Regions from separate parts of the Homo sapiens genome. Here regions 1 and 2 are each linked to region 3. Evidence: chromatin contacts called from ENCODE Hi-C or POLR2A ChIA-PET data. All regions are on one chromosome and are shown on one strand. Each heading gives the region's core, a stretch centred on a gene start or an enhancer-like site at or near the end of the contact. The rest is flanking DNA. Distances are from core to core; before and after follow the strand shown. Region 1 overlaps MAML2 (mastermind like transcriptional coactivator 2). Region 2 overlaps MAML2 (mastermind like transcriptional coactivator 2). Region 3 overlaps MAML2 (mastermind like transcriptional coactivator 2).

What was found. Hi-C counts contacts between places; a loop is a spot of excess contacts on that map. ChIA-PET counts read pairs that join two places held with the same protein, here RNA polymerase II (POLR2A). Pooled maps may share reads with other maps.
Region 1: a map with no recorded cell type shows a loop between it and region 3 (6-fold over the local background). The contact joins two enhancer-like sites. A Hi-C loop is called at or near these places in 1 of 168 maps with a recorded cell type or tissue (HepG2), 4 of 37 single-sample maps with no recorded cell type and 7 of 50 pooled maps. POLR2A ChIA-PET finds 5 or more read pairs at or near these places in 5 of 52 experiments (BJ, HepG2, T-cell and 2 more).
Region 2: a loop to region 3 is called in a map of PC-9, with 10 times the contacts of the local background. The contact joins two enhancer-like sites. A Hi-C loop is called at or near these places in 7 of 168 maps with a recorded cell type or tissue (CD4-positive, alpha-beta T cell, CD4-positive, alpha-beta memory T cell, CD8-positive, alpha-beta T cell and 4 more) and 11 of 50 pooled maps. POLR2A ChIA-PET finds 5 or more read pairs at or near these places in 6 of 52 experiments (CD8-positive, alpha-beta memory T cell, HEK293, Panc1 and 3 more).

What each region holds. Positions count from the first base shown.
Region 1 is chr11:96,132,006-96,136,973 of GRCh38, forward strand. All of the region lies in intron 1 of MAML2 (mastermind like transcriptional coactivator 2), which reads right to left. Among named protein-coding and RNA genes, the nearest start is that of MIR1260B, 210 kb to the right of the region's middle. Within about 2 kb of position 2,751, at least 3 of the 41 ENCODE cell types and tissues checked have a DNase peak (open chromatin) inside an H3K27ac peak, as active enhancers do.
Region 2 is chr11:96,096,715-96,101,373 of GRCh38, forward strand. The region is part of intron 1 of MAML2 (mastermind like transcriptional coactivator 2); the gene reads right to left. Among named protein-coding and RNA genes, the nearest start is that of MTMR2, 170 kb to the left of the region's middle. Within about 2 kb of position 2,242, at least 11 of the 41 ENCODE cell types and tissues checked have a DNase peak (open chromatin) inside an H3K27ac peak, as active enhancers do.
Region 3 is chr11:96,010,722-96,015,441 of GRCh38, forward strand. All of the region lies in intron 2 of MAML2 (mastermind like transcriptional coactivator 2), which reads right to left. Among named protein-coding and RNA genes, the nearest start is that of MTMR2, 89 kb to the left of the region's middle. RefSeq lists an enhancer at 1,316-1,919. Within about 2 kb of position 1,495, at least 17 of the 41 ENCODE cell types and tissues checked have a DNase peak (open chromatin) inside an H3K27ac peak, as active enhancers do.

The DNA.
Region 1 (4,968 bases), core at 1,501-4,000, 120 kb after region 3:
TCTCAAAAAATAAAAATATACTAAAAAGCCAATGAATTGTACATTTTAAGGTAAAAATTTCCTAGTGGGCAAGGATCACATCTGTCTTGCACAGAAATAGAATACATAGCTCATGGTGTGTGCACGTACATATTTTGTTCTCACCCATGTCACGTGCAGAAAAAGATCTCCAAAAAGTTAGCCTATGAGCAGGAAATTAGGAAAAAATGAATATGCAAAATGAGGTGAGGCATTTGTTGCAGTACCTTTTACCCTTTAATTCATTTATTCAACAAATAAGTTATTAAGGACCTATTGTGTGCCAGGCCTGCAAGGTAGTAAGGATTCAGCAGTGAACAAGACAGACAATAGTTTGCCAGAGTGCATGCCCTAGTAAGTCTAATTACCTCAGAACTAACCACATTTAGATTTTAGATATCAAGTACAAACTGGCAAAGATAGTTATTTTTGCATTTATAAAGTTATAGAGTAATTCTTTGATTTACATACTCTGAAGAAACAATATGTGAATGACAACAGAAAGGTCAGCATGACAGTAACAAGAAAGTAGAACTCAAAAATAGGAATCTGTTCATGTGTGTTTGCCTTGTTCACAGACAGATATGAGTCATTCTGCAAACATAAACCTATAGTGGAGATGGATATAGCGTGTTCTTAGCGTTCTGACAACAGCCATGACAATATTTCTACCAAATACTGTAGCTCTGATTCCATATCTAACAAGTAACTTACCTTGTAATTTGTCCTCTCTACCTGTAGGAAAGGATTAATTCATCAGTGTATTTGGGTGTTCTGGACTGCTGTATGTTACAGTTCTCATTGTAAAAGTCCAAGTGGTATTTGGGCTTATATATTAGTCTCTTCTGAGTTTGGCAATGTGAGCTATTTCTGAAAGTTTGATAACATTTATATTAAATTCTGTAACATGATGACCATGCCCAACATACTGCTACTTTCTGATGCTTATGGATACAATATTAGAGTAAAAATTAAAATATGTCTACTTAAGTGTTACATCTCATTCAATAATATATAGTGAGTGCCTTCTTCATTGCATGATATCTACAAGGAGATATGTGGATACAGAATGTGTAAGAGAAAACATCGCCCTCAAGTAGGCTTTCCTGGATAAAGATATTTCTTGATAACTTTTATCCAAGGTACTTAAATTTCAAACATAATGAACACATTGAAAAGGAACCATTAAAAGAAATCATTCTATTAATATAAAATAAATATATTCCTGTGTCAGTGTTCTGCAACCTATATTCTGATTTCAATTTTTGTTGAATGCCATTTGGGAGAATGTAGATCGGTAAGCAAAGTAAAATATATTACATTTTCTTATCATTTTTTATTAGTCATTATTATCATTTTCTTATCGATTTTAAAATTTCGCAAGCACCCAGATCTGCTATTTTTCAGCCATTTACATGTCTTCATGCATGGGAGTGGTAGCCCGTATACAGTCATTACACACCTGGATTATTTTCCCTATGAAAGACCTGTGTGAACATTCAGCCTTCTCTTGGTCAATCGACTTGGCAGAAAAACAGTTTAAGAAAATAAAAATATTAAAATATGGAATATTAATTGAAATATATTTTATGTTTTTAAGAAACATATTTGTACTTCAGATGAGGAGTATGAGAATACAATAGAAACCTTTAAAGGCTGTGTATATTACCAGATAAGAATGGTTTATAGGCCAGGCATGGGGGCTCATGCCTATAATCCCAGCACTTTGGGAGGCTGAGGCAGGCAGATTGCTTGAGCCCAGGAGTTTGAGACCAACCTGGGCAACATGGTGAAACCCTGTCTCTACAAAAAATACAAAAATTAGCTGGGCGTGATGGCATGTGCCTCTAGTCCCAGCTACTCAAGAGGCTGAGGTGGGAGTATCACTTGAGCCCAGGAGGCAGAGGTTGCAGTAAGCTGAGATCATGCCACTGCACTCCAGCCTGAGCAACGGAGCAAGACCCTGCCTCATTGAAAAGAAAAAAAAAAGAAAACAGAAAAAAGAAAGAAAGAACAGTTTATAATTAGACATTGCTGACAATTATTCTTTGTAGTTGTTTAGTGCTTTATAGCTCATAAGGTCTTTGTAATGGTTCTCTAAGACTTCTTTACATTCTATTAGTCTCTGAATATGACTTACTGAAGATTATACAGCTAAGTGGCAGGACACAGGACTCTATTTTTTCCTTTAAAGTCCTTATTACAAAATAAATACAAACTACTTTGTTTACTTGTTTACTGTGTTTCTCACCTATTGTGTTACTCACCACTACTAAAGTTCCAGGTAAGCAGGCACCACACCTGCTTTATTCCTCATTGTACCCCAATGCCTGGAATAGTCCTTGCACATAATACATTTTTGATGCATTTTTAATGAATTAAGGCAAGATATCAAATGTCTCTGATTCTAGTGCTTTCCTCCTTATACAACATTAGTGAGTACTTCAGGATTCTGGGATTATTTATTTGTTTAGAAGATCATGCTTCCCATATATTTGAAGGCAGTCAAACTCTTGTTCAAATACTATACTGAAATAAAAAGAGTCAAAGAAGTTTTGCTGTATGTAAATTAGTCTATACTTCTTTCCTTCAAATTCTATTCAACATGTCCAGCTACTTGATACATAGAAATTTTATAATAATATTCTCTACTTTTACTTACCACATTGTGGTAAAAAGTAAGTGGCATGTTTCAACTAATCCAGCCAGTATTGCTTTTATTTCCTCAAGCTAAGAGGGGTAAACAGAAATGGTTACCATGGAAAGTCATAAATACCACTGACTGCTATTTCCTCATTTGCTACTCTATCATGTATTAGGAGAATAAACCAAACTCTCCTTCTAAAAGTCGAGTTGCAGGCATGTGTAGGGCATTACATCCAGAGCTTCTGCAGTTCATTAGATTGCCCAGCTATAGCAGAAGTAGGGATGATAATAACAGTGGACACATATTGAGCATTTACCCAATGCCTGGTATTGCACTAGCAACATGCTATGGTTTGAATGTGCCCCACAAAGTTCATGTGTTGGAAACTTAATCCCCAAAGCAAGTGTTGAGAGGTGAAACCATTAAGAGGTGATTAGGCACAGTCCTCATGAATGAGTTAATGCTGTTATTGTGAGAGTGAGTTAGTTATCATGGGCGTGGGTTCCTAATAAAATAATAACTTTGTCTCTGTTCCCCCTTTATCTCTTGCCTTTCCATCTTCTACCACGGTATGACACAGCAAGATGGCACCTTACAAGATGCCAGCCCCTTGGACTTCCCAGTCTCCAAAACTGTGAGAAATAAATCTTCATTCTTAATAAATTACCCAGTCTCAGGTATTCTGTTATAGCAACACAAAACGGACTAAGACAATACATTATCTCATTTCATCCTCACACCAGGCCTATCAGTTAGGCCTGATATTTCTTCTTATTATTACACTTTTACAGAGGAAGAAGCTGATACTTAGAGATGTTAAGTTTTTAAAGTTCACTCAGCTAGTAGGTGGCAGAAGAGAGGTCCCAATCCAAGGCTTTTTTTTTTTTTTTTTAAACCGTGGTAATGATTTTATAGTATTTTTGTGCTGGAAATAGATAACTGAATGAAACAAAACTGAATAATTACTTACAGTAAAGGTCAGCTTTTTCTTACAATTTGTGTAGCTTTATTTCCTAAAAATTGGCATTTTTTTCCTATCTTTAGAGGAGTGATTCTTCTGGCTCGCTGCTCAAGGCTGCATTCTTAATTCCTAATAGTGACATACATCTCTGAACCTGGGAGGTGGAGGTTGCAGTGAGCCAAGATCATGCCACTACACTCCAGCCTGGGCAACAGAGTGAGACACCATCTCAAAAAAAAAAAAAAAAATTATATTGAAATTAACTGTGGACTCCTTGCACCCAGCTAAGAGCTTGGGACACAGTAGATACTTAATAGATTTTTGTTGAAATGAATTAATTTTGAACTAAACTTTAGTAACTAATCCCATTAAGTGAAAACCAGCATGGCACCAAGCCGACCTGCACTGAGGTGCCAGTGAACTCAATTATACGTGATATGTAAACACATCTAGGAATCAACGTTTTGATCTAGAGTATGAAGAAATCCAAGACTATAGGTAGACATAAATTATTTGAAGAAGTCCAGGTTATATCTAAATATAAATCTATACAGTAAGTCACAATTATCTAAACTTTTCCCACTTACCATCAGTTTTCTCCTCTTCCTTTTTTTTCTTTGCAGAATGAGCCGCATAATTGCTTCAATTTGCCACTTCCCTCTGACAGATGTAGTTATATGTATATATGTAATACATACACACATACATACATATGAGTTGAAGTCAATTAAGATAACAACTGACAAGAAATTAAATATTTAAAGATGTTGTTGATTATGTAGTTATCACAAATGTCTATTTAGCATCCCATATTGGAAAGAAAACCCCACCATGATTATCTCATGTTGGCAGTCTTCCCCCACCCCCCAAACTACAACTGCTACATAGTTACTTAGAGCCTTAATTCACAGTTGTTTATTTCCTGCTTTCACATCCAAAGTTGGGGAAAACAGACCATGGTGAATTTCAAATTTCAGAGCTAATAGCATACTTCTAGTATGGTAGGTATTTATTTAACTTTAATATGAGAAGTTAGGCATCTGTTTTTCTTTCAGCTGATGACACAGTTCATTTTCTCCTCAATAATAAAGAAATTTCAAAATGCATGAAAGCCCACTTTTTGCTTCATTTCCTGTAAATAACTTTACACTTACTTCAAAGCTGACCTTTCACTTAGATCAAAATCCCTGTTACTAAGACCTTGCAGAGAAGAGAACTGAATCAATAGGATGAACATTAAAATAATTGTATCTTGCTTTATTTACTGTACCCTGAACATCTTTGAGGGGTTATAATTTCTGGGGATGCCCTGAGCACTTTGAGTGAAGTATCTGCCAAAAAT
Region 2 (4,659 bases), core at 992-3,491, 87 kb after region 3:
GTTTTCTTCTCCTTTATAAATGGGATTATCTCTGAGATCATTATCCTGCCCAAAGCCAGAAAATAACAAGCACTAAAGGAGGGAAGTTTGTGTTCCAGGCACTATGTGTGGTGGTGTAAGGTCACCACCAAGCACAGCTGGAGGGATTCCTTAAGATGGGGGACAGAAGAAGTCATGTGTGATTCCATTAGGATAAAAGACACCCATCAAAACTTCACTGGGCATGATACTTTACCAAGAGAATTTTGGGGATAGGCTGTGCCCTGCCTTCTAGAAGTTTTTAATCTAGTTATATCACCGAGGCCCACTGTGAATGCCTACATGCAGTAGGCACCAAGCTACTGGCACCAGCACCATACAATCTAAATGATTCTCAAGGATCACTTTTTGCTTTGAAATATCTCCTTTGCTGGACTAAAATTCTTTCATTAGATACATGGTTTGAATTATGGTATAGAGTCTCTCAAGATGCAAATACTCCAGAAGCAACAGAGGAGGAAAACAGTCAATAATACCTCAAGGACAAATAGCTTATGAGAAAATTCAAAGCCAACTTACCAGAACAAGAATAAAGCTCTAAGGGAACAAGACCTAACCAGGGGAATGGTAGAGAATAAAGGCAAGGGTTTAAATAGAGAAGGATGGGGGCAGGACTATGGGAGTTGGGAGCTCCACACTGTGGACCTTTTGGGTGGCTGGAAGAAAAGAGAAGGGAGAAAGGAGAAGTATTAGGGTAGTAATATCCTGAGGGGCTGCAGGGCCTGAATCTTCCAGAAAACAGTTAATGATACTGGAAAGGTAAAGGGAAGGATCTCCAAAACAAATCTTTCACCCAAGGGCTGACCTACCAATTAGGCATGGGACACACAGTGCCCAGGGCTCACAACAGTTATAGAACAGAAGGAAAAAAATAAGATTTTAGGTTAAAGAACTGTTTCAAAATATATTAATTTATCTTTTTGCCAACACGGTCATAAAATATAATTTTTAATATTTTTTAAGGAATAAGGGGCTTCAAAGGCAAGGGTACCTATGTTCTATGAAAGCCTCTCACCTCTTAACTATTGTATACTGAAGGCTTATTCTAGGCAGGCACTCTGTGGTGTAAGTCCTTGTTTAATCTCATGGCTCTCTGAGGCTTGTGCTCTTATATACCCATTTCATAAGTGAAAAAATTGAGGTTCCTGACATTAAGATTACACAGTAAAGATATGGAGGCAGGATGCCAGCCCAGACATGTCTCGTTCCAAAGTCCTAATTCTGAACCACTAGCCATACTGCTGTCTTCCCTTTCGGCCTCTACCTTGCCAAATGCTGACAGTGTGCTGGACACAGATAGCCCAGACAGCCAAGACAAAAGTCCAATAGAATGAAGATGCCTTGTGAGCACAGGGCAGAGGTAAAGGCATTCGGGACACAGGGGGTTGGATGGCAAGGAGAGAATGATGACATCACTGGTGGGAGGTTGATGGTGAAAGTTCAGGCCATCACTCCTGAGGCTCCAATATAGGAGAGGAAAGAGACAAAGGTCATTCGGTCAGTCAAAAAGATTTACTAAGCACCAGAGAGAGTTCTGAACCATATCCTATCAAATCATCCCTGGCATGAGGGAAAATATGCAGATGATTAAGCCAGCAGCAGGATGTAAAGGCTTCCAATCAGCACTACACTCAATCTTTGCACTTTTCCCACTACCTAGGTGGGTGAGAAGCATTTTTTATTTTGCATGATAAATCTGTGCCCCACAATTACGTTTAATTCATGAGACTGTGCATTTAATATCACCCTTTCACTGGCCATCCGAGGAAGGGGCTTGTTTTGGGAATGATTTTCAACAAGGGAAGTCCAGTCTGGTTTGCAGATGACACAGAAATCACTGTACTTTCTTTTGCTGAGATCCAGCAAACTGTTTCTTTTCACTCCCGTCCTTGTTCTCATTCTTCCATTTGGACACCTAGATGCTATTTGAGGCCTGCGGTCTCTGCTGGGGAAAGGCATAGGCCTGTCCGGGGCAGGGTTCCAGACACAGTAGCCTGCCTGCCCCAACAGCTGGGGTTGAAGGTATGAGAACGCCTAGGAACAAGGAAAATCCTGCACAGCAGAACTGGGGCTGGGGTCCTCAGTAAACTGCTTCTTTTTAAGTAGCTATGCTTCACTTTTCCAAAAGACTTGAAACATAAACTTTCTGGAGGGATTTGAAAATGCCATTATTGCACAATCCTCTGGTTTCTGTTTCTTCCCCTGCCCCCATCCCTTTCCACAAAATAAATGCATTCTTTGTCTCCGGTGCTGCCCTAGAAACAGGGAATGTGCCACACAAAGGTAACAATTCAGTCCATAGGTCACTTTTTTTCACCCCAGGTAGACTTCTGTCTTTCTCAACCAGGCATAAACACAAGAACCAAATCTGCCACTGCCTACATACTCAAGGGAATATCTTGGTTCCATCATCTGCAAACTTTCCTCGGGCTATTTTACTCATGGCTGATTAGAGATAGGACTGGGGATAGATAACATTAGAAAGAGACCAATCCGAAAGCTAATATATGACTCTTGATTTGATTCTTGAAGTAAAAATGTTTAGGATCCAGGAATAGTAAATTCTAGCTCCTCAAGTACTTGGAGGTGAGAGTAATTCCTTTCTGCCTTTCCAGTCCTAGCACAAAATAGGTTTGTCAGGCTTTTTACTAAACACAGAAAGAATCTTCACTTCTTATTTGGCCCTACCAAGATCTGAGCTTCCTTGTATTACTAGATATTATTTTATGGCCACACAGTAATTAGGTTTGCCCAACCAGATTTTAAGCTCTTTGAGGGTGGGCATTCATTGCCTTATACTTCTCCAAGTTTCTTTCAGTACCTACCACAATGCTGGGCATATTCTAGGTGTTTTAATAATTATTCGTTGACCTCAGTGCCTGGGAAACGGGATCCTTCTAACTATTGAGTGGGAGCAGTAAAACAATGCTAAAAAGGAGGTTGTGGGTTGTGGGGAATATTTTCATACCAAATTCACAAGCAAATTAATGGTTCCACCAGAATTTTGCTTCAGTGATTATTTACCTTTTGTTTTTACTTTTTTAAAGACATTTTTATACATTTTTTAGTAGAGATGCAGTACTGCCATGTTGCCCAGGCTGGTCTTGAACTCCTGGGCTCTAGCAATCCTCCTGCTTCAGCCTCCCAAAGGTTATAGAGATTACAAGCATGAGCCACCATACTTGCCCATTGATTATTTTCCTTTAAACTCTGAAGTCACGAGAATGTGAAGCCCTGAGAACCGGAACTGTGAAGAAAATGTATTGTCACTCATGTGAACCAGAAGTGAAGGGGTGTATGAAGCTTTGTGATGGACACAAAGTGTTGTTGCCCCTCCTGATGGGACTGCAAAGCTGGGATGCAAGTTGAAGCCCCATCTGGACTCCATGCCCTTCCTGGGTGAAAGCACTGGAGCAGACATGGAGCCAGGGCATGCTTCCTTATGAATTTCAGTAACTCGTACTTTCACTCCTTCAAGAAAACATGTGAGGTGTTTTTGTTTGTTTGTTGTTTTATGTTTTAGGGTTTTTTGTTGTTATTGTTGTTGTTGTTTTTCTTTCTTTTTTTTTTTCTTGAGATGGAGTCTCACTCTCTCGCCCAGGCTGGAGTGCAGTGGCACGATCTTGGCTCACTGCAACCTCCGCCTCCCAGGTTCATGTGATTCTCCTGCCTCAGCCTCCCGAGTAGCTGGGATTAAAGGTGTGCACCACCACATCTGGCTAATTTTTGTATTTTTAGTAGAGACAGGGTTTCACCATGTTGGTCAGGCTGGTCTTGAACTCCCGACCTCAAGTGATCTGCCTGCATCGGCCTCCCAAAGTGCTGGGATTACAGGCGTGAGCCACCACACCTGGCCTTTTTGTTGTTGTCTTTAGTGTAAGGGTCAGAGGAGGCATATTAGATCTTTCTAGAAAATTTGTTCCATAACTTTGTTCCATAAGGTTTGGACCCTGAGAAATGTTACTAGTTTAGTCAAAATAGCTTTTTTTTTTTTCTTTTTTTTTTTTTCTGAAACAGGATCTGGTTCTGTCATCCAGGCTGGAGTGTAGTGGCACAATCTTGGCTCACTGCAGCCTCAACCTCCCAGGCTTAAGTGATCCTTTCCCCTCAGCCACTGGAGTAGCTGGGACTACAGGAAAGTGACAACACACTTGGCTGATTTTAAATTTTTTTGTAGAGATGGAGTCTCACTATGTTGCCCAGGGTAGTCTGGAACTCCTGGACTCAAGGTGTCCTCCTGCCTTGATCTCCCAAAGTGCTGGGATTACAGCTGTGAGCCATTGTGTCTAGCCCAAAATAGCTACTCTTTATGAAGCCCAAGATAAAGCTTTATATAGAAGCAGGAGCAATGCAAATTCAGGTTCTATATAGAGAAAAGAAGTCAACATACTGCCCTTCTGAAGGTACTCAATACCAAGCTCTCCTGTATTCAAAATTTATTTGATGCCTTCCCCACCTCCCCTTTCTTAGATTTAATGGTTGGCTTGTGGAAGAGTAACTCAACGACTTGGAATTTGCCTCGGAAACACTCTTCATTACAGGGCAGAAAAAAGGCATTTCATGATAGCATTTTGTCAGCGTGGACACTTCCATCACTTCCCTGTGGAGAATGTTCCAAGT
Region 3 (4,720 bases), core at 245-2,744:
TTGCATTTGTTAGAAAGAGAGAGAAAGAGAGACAGAGAAATATTTTTGCCTGGGGATAGTAAGCATAATCTGAGAATATCACTAACAGTTTTAGTTGTTCTATATTAGTACTTTCATATAAGTATATATTTTAAAAGTAATTTCATGATGATGCAATTATGTTTAGAAGAAATTCAGAGTTTTATAAGGTCACTTTAATCCAGAAAAATATTCTTTAAAGTTTAAAAATACTGTTTTTTTCCTCCTTTAAAATGTTCCATTGATATTTTATTGCAGTAAAATATTCAAAAATGGTTATGCTTACTATTTCTCATCAGTCAGAATGGCTCTTATTAAAAAGTCAAAATATAATACATGTTGATGAGGTTGCAGAGAAAAGGGAATGCTTATGCACTGCTGGTGGGAATTGTAGTTCAGCCACTGTGGAAAGCAGTTTGGAGATTTCTCAAGGAACTAAAAATAGAACTACCATTTGACCCAGCAATTCTATTACTGAGTATCTACCTTAAAGGAAAATAAGTCATTCTACCAAAAAGCCACCTGCACTTATATGTTCATTGCAACACTGTTTACAAAAGCAAAGACATGGAACCAACCAAGGTATCTACCAATGTTGAATTAGTAAGAAAATATGGTACATATACACCATGAAATACTACATAGCCATAAAAAAGAATTAAATCACGTCCTTTTGTAGCAACATGGATGCAGCTGGAGGCCATTCTTGTAAGTGAATGAACACAGAAAGAAAAACCAAATACCATATGTTCTCACTTATAAGTGAGAGCTAAACATTGAGTACACATGGACATAAAGCTGGGAACAACAGACACTGGGGACTCCAAAAGGGGGAGGGTGGGAGAGAGGCTGGGGCAGACAAAGTACCCATTGGGTACTATGTTCACTATTTGGGTGACGGGATCAATAGAAGCCCAAACCTCATCATCATGCAATATAACCATGGAGCAAATCTGCACATGTACCCCTTGAATCTAAAAACAAGCAAACAAAAAAATGGTTATATAAAAGTCTGCAAGCTGTAATCAATGACAGAATAAATGGAATTTTTTTTCTTAGCCTTTAGGAAAATGCCAAGACATATTCCCACCTCTCACATGAGTTGGTGGTTTAAGAATTTGGTTTGCAAAACACAATTTAATATTTTATTTATAGAAGTCAAGAGAAATGGTAACAATTTAAAATTTTGATTCTTGAATATCTGTGCTTGTTAAAAAGAAAAGGTGTGTGGGTGTGTTGAAGGGTTTTTATTCCATTACTACCATAAAATCTACTTTTATTTACGTCTTTTAGAATCAAACTTTTAAAACATTTGCTAAAATTTCATAAATCTCATATGCCAAAATTCAGCTGAGCCAAACTCTTAGTTACCTGTTCTCCGTTTTTGAGCTGCAGTAGCATTTGGTAAACAGAATGCCCAGAACCTCCTCTGAAAGCACCACTAGCAGGCACTGTGAGAGCATTTTCATTCAAGTTCATTCGACTTGGGCAAAAAGAGAACAGCGGCTTACATCAACTGAGGATCAGTGAACACAATCTCATAGCAACAGACACCAAAACAGTCCCTCATTACAAGCCTTGTCCAACAATCAAGTCTTTAACGAGAACAAAGGTTGACAGTGATTAATCATTAAGCGGTTCCCTGTTCCTTGCTGCACGTGTTCACAGCAGCCTCCTACAGAGGCAGTCTGGCATATTTCCTGTCTCTGTGCTCCACTGTGCCATGTCTGAAGGGACGCCCAGGCAGCCTTCTCACTATTTTAATTTCAAATGCTACAAACATCTACAGAGTCTCTATGTGCACATGTCTTGACTTTTATTCTGAGCCTGGCAGACTCTGAATGGATATAGGGAGTATGAACATAATAAGCCGTTAACTCCACATCTGCTTACTAGATTATGTTCAAAGACAGTATAAGAAATTGATTAAACACTGTTTTCTAGAATAAACCTTTGAAATCTGTTTGTTTCCTTAAGCAACACAATGATAAGTTGCTATAATTTAGTTGTGCAGTGAACAGAAGATACCTTCACTACTGTTTCTACATAAAAATAGCTTCTGTGTTGTCAAAGCACCATGCTTTGACAAGCAACAAAAACATTTTCAGAAACCTCTTTCAAATAATTCTGTTTCACAAGGCAACAGAATTATAAAGTCAACTAATGCTGCCACCATTTTATTCAATGTTCCCTTTTCCTGTGTCTTTTTTATGACCTGTCTGGGCATTATCTATCTTAGTTGGTCATGCAATAGCATATGTATTCACCTTAACAGACTAACTTGGAGGGTTTTTATTTTCTCTCTTTCAACATGTACATTTCACTGATGACCATGTTGCCTGTAAACTGCTAGGAGCTCAGGTGAAAAGAGAGAGTTATGAGATACAGATTTCTGAGAGGTGAGGGGCAAGGGTTAATTGAAATTTTTAAAATGATCAAGGGAAGTAGGTTATGTATCAACAAACATATTGTTTTTCCAATAACAAATGTCACATTTAAGAACAACAAAATGAGATAACCCTAAGCATTCTTTGTATCTATTCACTTCTCTCTTCAAAGTAATCAGAATTAAGTAATGTGAGGTCTCCAGTAGCTCATGTAGTAGATTATAACTAGTCCATCTACAATATAAAAGCTAAAGTATAAAATCCAACCACAAAGTGATACAGGACTGCTAGGAAGGGAAGAGTGTGGTCCCTTTAAATGACATGGAATGGGGGAAGCAAAGTACTGGGTAGAGAAAGGCAGGTCCCTGGCAAGGGCTCCACTCCAACGACCTAGGTGAGGACAGGCACTTCCTGCCCAAATGTTGCATTTCCCAAGACCACCTGGGCCTGCCACAACCCCATCCTGGGCCTATAAAAACCCCAGACCCTAGCAGTAGACACAAAGGCAGCCAGACGTCGAGAGGAGCACACTGGCAGAGGAGCACACGCACAAGCACTGGCGCCTGCAGGCCGTCAGCAGGACACTGGCGGGACGAGGTGGGGCTGTTGGAGGAGAGCCAGGGCCACCGAGCAGCCCACCTCCAGGGAAAGAGCATCTTCCTTCTGGTTCCTCCATCTGCTGAGAGCTACTTCCACTAAATAAAACTTTGCATTCTTTCTTCAAGCCCACGTGTGATCTGATTCTTCCTGTACACCAAGGCAGGAACCCAGGATACAGAAAGCCCTCTGTCCTTGTGATAAGGAAGGGGATCTAATTGAGCTGGTTAACACAAGCCACCTATAGACAGCAAACTAAGAGAGCACGCTGTAACACATGCCCACTGGGGCTTCAGGAGCCGTAAACATTCACCCCTAGACATGGCCGTGGGGTCGCAGCCCCACAGCCTGCCTGTATGTATGCTCCCTTAGAGGTTTGATCAGCGGGGCACTGATGAAGCGAGCCACTTCCCCATCTCACACCCTGCGAGGGGGACAAGGGAATCTTTCTTGTCTCAAAAGTATAAAATATGCAATTCTCCCAGTATACTCAGCATTTTAGTATACAGCTGCAGTTTCTTTAAACTGAGTATATTCACTGAGGAATGGGAAATGACAATGCCACTCTACGAACAAAAAGACTACCTTATTATTGGTAACTAGGCTCTCCACAGGGATCCTTGCGACAGGGATGACACAGTGGTTGTTGACTCACATTAATATCAAAGCAGCCTGAGAGGAAACCACATTCAGAAAATGAACTTAACCACAGCCTCCTGGAATCAACATTTAAAACTAACATCGGTGAACTCTGAACTGAGAAGGAAAACAGTGATGAATTGTAGAGAGAAAGCTTTCAGGTTTTCAGGTGGTCTCAAACTACATTCTTACAAACCAACCAATTGATTATTTTGACTCAATTCAACTTGTAGTAAAAAACTCTAACTGGTTCTGTGTTATCTCTGCAGTTAGGGTACGTCAACTTCACCTCACACAAACATACTTTTAAAACAATATTTGACTTGAACTGGTCTGCTTATCCTCTTTCTCTAATTTGAAGCTCCACTTGTAACATTTGGGGGCTTATGTCAAAGTCTTAGAACAAAGACTTAAATCAATTACAAGTTAAAGGACTTAAAACTATGTGTAGATGGCATGGAACATTGAAGCAATTTCCAAATCATGGGGTATGCAAATCTCAAAGAAATTCCAATGCATGTTTGAGTCATTAATTCATCAATAACTATAATAGCTATCATGTGTTGGACACTTTCTCCATATCAGTCACTACACTGGGCACTTTATACACGATCACATTTCATAACTATAATAACCATCTATGTACTAGCCACCCTATTAGTATCTCCATTTTATAGATGAGAGAACTGACATTTGGAGAAGCTAAATACTTCATCTAGTTAGTCAGTGATTGAGCCAAAAGTCTATCTCAGGCAGCCTGACTCCAGAGCCCTGCCATAATATCCGAAAAGAAATAATACAAAACTAAGGCAGCCAGAGCCCTTGATCTAAAGTGGTGGTAAATCTATACTATTGGCACTTCATATGGAAACATGAAGCAATTTAAGCTACTACATAACAGTACAGTTCAGTTATATAGGATCTGCATTTGATATAGGAGTAATATGACGTTGAATAAGTAGCTTCATTTTTCCAAACCCCAGTTTCCTCATCTATAAAAGTAGTAAGGTGCCCAATTCCCAGGGTAGCAGTGAGTTTTAATTGAGATAATATGTGTAAAAAGTATTTTGTAAACACTG